Regions from separate parts of the Homo sapiens genome. Here region 1 is linked to region 2. Evidence: chromatin loops called from intact Hi-C (ENCODE). Cell type or tissue: B cell. All regions are shown on one strand. Links, peaks and the distances in the headings refer to the core of each region. The heading gives the core; the rest is flanking DNA.

What was found. Hi-C counts contacts between places; a loop is a spot of excess contacts. Peaks named below come from ENCODE experiments on the same cell type or tissue, not always from the same donor. Only the 100,000 strongest peaks of a DNase experiment are listed, where the experiment ranks them.
Region 1: a loop joins it to region 2, with 17 times the contacts of the local background. A loop is called at or near these places in 30 of 110 quality-filtered maps.

The regions. Positions count from the first base shown.
Region 1 is chr11:65,778,585-65,781,438 of GRCh38, forward strand. AP5B1 (adaptor related protein complex 5 subunit beta 1) reads right to left here and starts at 2,392. Exons shown (of 2, transcript NM_138368.5): 1 at 1,858-2,392; 2 at 1-1,758. The coding sequence starts at 2,007. RefSeq lists silencers at 1,466-1,735, 1,886-2,065, 2,106-2,845 and an enhancer at 1,474-2,376. In B cell, for the core only: CTCF peaks have their summits at 1,526 (motif pointing right) and 1,725; DNase peaks (open chromatin) are centred at 318, 1,557 and 2,457; H3K4me3 peaks cover 1,375 bases; H3K27ac peaks cover 814 bases.
Region 2 is chr11:65,987,832-65,990,728 of GRCh38, forward strand. No RefSeq gene overlaps it. Among named protein-coding and RNA genes, the nearest start is that of EIF1AD, 13 kb to the right of the region's middle. RefSeq lists an enhancer at 1,531-1,600. In B cell, for the core only: CTCF peaks have their summits at 1,408 and 1,617 (motif pointing left); a DNase peak (open chromatin) is centred at 1,320.

The sequences.
Region 1 (2,854 bases), core at 1-2,500, 210 kb before region 2:
GGCAAGCGAGGGGCCCAGGGCCACCCCCAACTTGGGTGCTGCCAGGTGTGCCAGCAGGATGTAGTAGAGGCGGGCGTGGTCACGCCCATCAGGGTCCTCCAGCTGCCTGGCCAGCACCTGCAGCAAGTCGACCAGGCCGCCCCTCACCCCTGCCCGCAGCAGCGCCCGGCAGACCCGCAGCAGGCCCTGCTGTAGGTCCCAGTTCGTGCAGTGGGCAGCCGCGGCCTGTAGAAAGTTGAGGGTAGCACTCTGGGCATCTCCATCTGCCACCTTTGCCAGCATTTGCAGGTGCCAGCAAAGAGCTTCATCCCTGCCCGGCCTGGACACCACCACCTGCCGCAACACCACCTTCAGGGGCTCCCTCAGCTCAGAGTCCACCTGATCCAAGAGGTCCACAAAGTGGGGAGCCAGCATGGGCCGGGCTTGGTACAGCTGGGCCAGTCCGTGGATCAAGGGGGTCAGCACCGTAGGTTGCCCAGCCAGGCAGCAGGCCACCAGATACGAGGCCTGGAAGCAGAGAGTGGCCAAGGCCCGGGGGCCCCCATCCAGGGCTGCCCGCTGCCGCAAGCCAGCCAGCAGCTCTTCCAGGTAGTGCCGTGGGCTTGGAAGCTGGCCTTTCTCCTCTTCTTCCTCCTCGGCACAGAGCAGGCACAGTAAATGCAGGCGGGCCAGGAGGGCCATTGGGTCATGCAGGAGACTGGGCAGGAGACCACGGCATAGCTGGGGCCCTAGCAGCAGTGGGGCAGCCTCCTCACCTTCAGGGCCCAGCGGCCAGTTCTCAGGGAAGCTCAGGACGCAGTGAAGGTAAAAGAGATGGGTGGGCGGAGGCAGAGCAGGGTGCTGGGCAGCCAAGGTGAGCCGGCGGAGCAGCAACGCTTCATCCTGGGCTGTGAACAAGGCCTCACCAAAGGCCGCCTTGAGCGCAAGCATGGCGTGCAACAGTGTCAGCTGTGCTGTGCCTAGCAGCCGTACCAGCTGCGGCTTGAAGAGTGCCGGTGGCTGTCCCTGCAGACCCCGCAGGGCCCAGCCCAGCAGCCACAGGAGCTGGGCCTGGGCCACAGGAGTGAGCAGATAGGAGGTGTCCAGAAGCTGGATCACCGCAGCCCGCAGCTCCCGCGCCTCCTCAGGGCTGTGCTCTCGTGCTGTAAGGCTACGCTCCCCCTCTCCCTCCTCAGCTGCCGGCCAGCTGGGTGCCTGGGGCTGAAGGCGTCCATCGCCCTCCTCCACTAGTGTCCAATCCCAGGGACCACCCCCAGTTGGGGAGACCTTATCCGTGAGCAGTCCCCCCAGGCCAGCCCCAACCCGGGACTGGAGCACCAAGGTGTTGCGCAAAGCGAGGGCCAGCAACAGGCTGAGTGGCTGGACAGGGCCTTCCTGCCCCAGCAGGCCCCGCAGCAACCCCAGGGAGCCCCCCAGCAGCCCGGGCTTGCAGCTCTCTAGCTCTCGCAGGCACTCGCAGGCCGTGGCCTGCAAGGGGCGCTGTTCCGAGGCGGGGACAAAGCCTCGCCCCAGATCGCTACCCGCGGCCAGGCCGAGCAGTAGGGGCAGGAGCCGGCAGGAGGCGCCCGAGGTGGGGCCCAGCGCGCCGCCCGCCGCCAGGGCAGTGGTGGCCGCCAGCAGCAGTGGCCGACGGAGAGCTGAGGGCCGCGGGGGTAGGAGGACCAAGGTGTCCAACAGGGAGGTGGCGGCCACTTCGGCCGCAGAGGCGTCGGGCCACAGCTGCGCAGGGTACTCCATGCTCAGGGCCAGCAGGGAAACCTGGATGGGGGATTAGGAGGGAATCACGAAGATGAGGTTCATGACGCGGCGGGCTGGGGTGACCCTGCGGAACGGCGCAGGGGACGCGTGGGGGCCTACCTTGGTCTGTTCGCTCAGCTTCTCACTTCTCAGGTCGCTCAGCAGGTCGCGACCCAAATCCTCCCCCTCGGGACCTGCCATGAAGGCAGACGGGCTGGCCCGGAAGGCCCCCAAGCGCTGGGCCCAGGCGTCCCGGCTCAGGGGCCCCATGGTGAGGCGCGCGGGCCCCTGCGCAGGGAAGAGGGACCCTCAGGCCGCAGCCACCGGGAGCGCGGGGCCCGCTGCCGACCCCGAGGGGCTGCGGTCACCCCCAGACGCCGCGCAGATGCCGGCGGGACCCGCGCCCGGCTCCCACGGTGAGACCAGGGCTCTCGGGGCCGACGCCAGAGCTGGGCGCCGGGGCCCTCGCGGGACAGGACAGGAGCAGGGCGGGGGAGGGTGCGTGCCGAGAGCTCGTTAGGCCGCCTCCCTCCCGCCCGCGGCCCGCACCGAAACCACAGCGCCACCCCGGCCCCCGGCGCCGGCGGTAACGGGCCGCGCTCGCCGCCTGACTCAGCCGCCGCGGGCACTCAGGCCGGCCGGCTCCTTCCGGGCTGGCGGCGCGGGGCGGGGCGCGGCGCGGGGGCGGCCGAGTCCGGGCGGGGAGGGGCGGGGCGTAACGGGGCCACCGCCTCCCGCAGGTGTCGACTCGCAGGTTTCGCGGGGGCTGACTAACTGTCCCGCCGCGCAGGCCCCCTTCCCCGAAACCGCCGCAGGCCGGGGCAGGAAAGGCGGAGGGGAGTGGGTAGGGGTGGCGGAGCGGGGTGGGCCTGGGCCCCAGATGCCGGGTACCGCGGCGCAGGGCTGCGATCCCGCGGCCCTCGGCGGACAGCGGCCCGGTCCCACCAGCGCCCGCCAAGCCGCGCAGGGCGGCAGCCAGCGCGCCCCCCGCCGGCGCCCGGGCACACCGCACCCTGCGCCAGACGCGCGGCCCCGGGGGGCGTGGGTGCGGGTCCTGGGGCTCCCGGAGTGGCCCCTGGGGGTGACCAAGGTGCGGTCGCAGGGCGCCCGCAGGAAA
Region 2 (2,897 bases), core at 275-2,774:
AGGAATGTGTGGGCCGGGCGCAGTGTCTCACGCCTGTAATCCCAGCACTTTGGGAGGCTGAGGCGGGTGGATCACCTGAGGTCAGGAGTTCAAGACCAGCCTGACCAACATGGAGAAACCCCGTCTCTACTAAAAATACAAAAAATTAGGCAGGCGTGGTGGCAGGTGCCTGTAATCCCGGCTACTCAGGAGGCTGGGGCAGGAGAATCTCTTGAACCCAGGAGCCAGAGGTTCCAGTGAGCCGAGATCACGAAGCAAGGAAGGAAGGGAGGGCGCGAGGAAGGAAAGATGTGGCCATAGATCGTGAGTAGGATCGATAAGACAGAACTCCATTGTCGAAAGCTAAATTATGGCAGACACAAAGCGGATGGGAGACCCACATGAAAGAAGGCACTTGGAGCCTTCAGAGAAGAACGCAGGGAGGCAAAACCCCCAAAGGCCTGAAAGCTTCAGCAGTCACTAGAAGGGGAGCTGAATACATGTGCTGAGGGGCCCTGGGGAGACGACCCTTCCAGAGGCTGCAGTTCTTAGGTCTTACCAGCCCCTCCTTGCTGCCCATCTACCAGGTCCAAGGCTCCCTGAATCCTCAGACATTAACTACAGGGGTACCTCATCCTTGTCCAGAGCAGGGTTTCTGGGGGACACAGCCACAGACACCTCCATGTGAGTCCTCCTGCACCTCAATTTGGGTGCTTTCTAACTGAAAGACCAGGGCGGCCAGGCGCGGTGGTTCACGCCTGTAATCCCAAAACTTTGGGAGGCCAAGGCGGGCAGATCGCCTGAGGTCGGGAGTTCAAGACCAGCCTGACCAACATGGAGAAACCCCATCTCTACTAAAAATACAAAATTAGCCAGGCGTGGTGGTGCGTGCCTGTAATCCCAGCTACTTGGGAGGCTGAGGCAGGAGAATCGCTTGAATCCAGTAGGCGGAGGTTGCGGTGAGCCAAGATCGCGCCAGTGCACTCCAGCCTGGGCAAGAAAAGTGAAACTGGGTCCCCCAAAAAACAAAAAAACCAGGGCAGTTCCCCACCACCCTCCAAGCACTGTACTCCAGCTTGTAAATGCTGCTGGGGAGGAAGGCCACTTCTGATCATGCCTTGGTGAGTGAATCCATCTCTGGGGGAGTGGAACTTGTGTTCGCAGTGGTCTACCAGCATCCTAACTGCTGTTGGGGCATGTGGACCCTTTGATTGGACCAAGAATGCAGTTCCCTTATGAGACTGTAACTAGGTTAGATGCTTTCGGGTTCTGTAGCCCAAGGCAAGGTGCTGACTTGCTGGTTTTACGTGCTTAGGGTGACCTCTGCTGGTGGCTTCTCTAAATGTTGGCAGAATACACAGCCAGGAACTGCCGGTACCGTCTCACATCAGCCAGTAGTTGGAGCCACATTGCTATCAGAAGGAAAAGAGTGCTCTTCTCATACAAGAATTATTAAAACAAAGTGATGCCCAATGCTGTTCAAGAATGAACAGCCTGGTCTGGTTAGTAACAAAGGATTCTGGTACTTGGCAACTCATTGTGGATTAGCAAGGGTTAAATAACAAAGTGGGTATTTTAGCGTCATGAGAATCTATCACAATAACTGGAAGAATTGCTGCCAGTACTGGCACCTGGTGTACAGCCCTGGGCACTGCTAGTTCTTTTTTTTTTTTTTTTTGGTTGGAGTCTTGCTCTTGCCCAGGCCGGAGTACAGTGGCGCCATCTCGGCTCACTGCAACCTCTGCCTCCCCTCCTGGGTTCAAGCGATTCTCCTATCTCAGCCTCCCAAGTAGCTGGGATGACAGGCGTGCACCACCACACCCAGCTAATTTTTGTATTTTTTTAGTAGAGACAGGGTTTCACCAGTTGGCCGGGCTGGTCTCGAACTCCTGATCTCAGGTGATCCACCTGCCTTGGCCTCCCAAAGTGCTGGGATTACAAGCGTGAGCTACCGCGCCCAGCCTGTACTGCTAATTCTTCATTCCTCAGTGTCACCAGATGAGGCATACGGCATGCCTCCACACCTCCCACAGGGGCTTTTGGATTCTCTTGCAAATGTCACCAGTGGATCAAACACACGCACAGCATGAACTGCTGGTGGTGTCCGTGGTGTCCTGACTTCTTGCTTCATCAGTGATTTTCTGAGGGCGGCTCCCACTGAGGAAACTGCCCACACTTCTCTGTGTGCTTCTCAGACACAGGTCAGTAGAGATGTTTGGGCCTTGAATGAAGACAAAACCCACGGTTCTGTGGCCCAAGTCACTTTCCTGGGAGACAACTGGGCAACTACTAAAGACGAAGCACCAGGCCGGGCACGGTGGCTCACCACCTGTCATCCCAGCACTGTGGGAGGCCAAGGCGGGTGGATCACCTGAGGGCAGGAGTTCGAGACCAGCCTGGCCAACATGGTGAAATCCCATCTCTACTAAAAATACAAAAAAAATTAGCTGGGTGTGGTGGTGCAGGCCTGTAATCCCAGCTACTCGGGAGGCTGAGGCAGGAGAATTGCTTGAACCCTGGATGCGGAGGTTGCAGTGGGCTGAGATCGTACAATTGCACTCCAGCCTGGGCGACAAGAGCGAGACTCCATCTCAAAAAGTAAGTAAGTAAGTAAATAAATAAATAAATAAAAATAAATAAAAATAAAGCAAACCATGTAAAAAGAAAAAAAGTGCACATGGAATTCGGACAATGGTTGCCTTGGGTGGGACAGCAGAGAATGGGCTGGTCAGGGTAGGATGGGAGGTGGAGTATGTTACTTGGGTTATTGTTAAAGTCCTAGCCTTTATTTTATGGTGGTGGGTTTGAAGCTGCTCACATTATTAAAAATAACCAACCAAATATTTAATTATTCTTGACTTTTAATTTTTTATTGAAAGGGAGTCTCACTATGTCACCCAGGCTGGCCTCAAACTCCT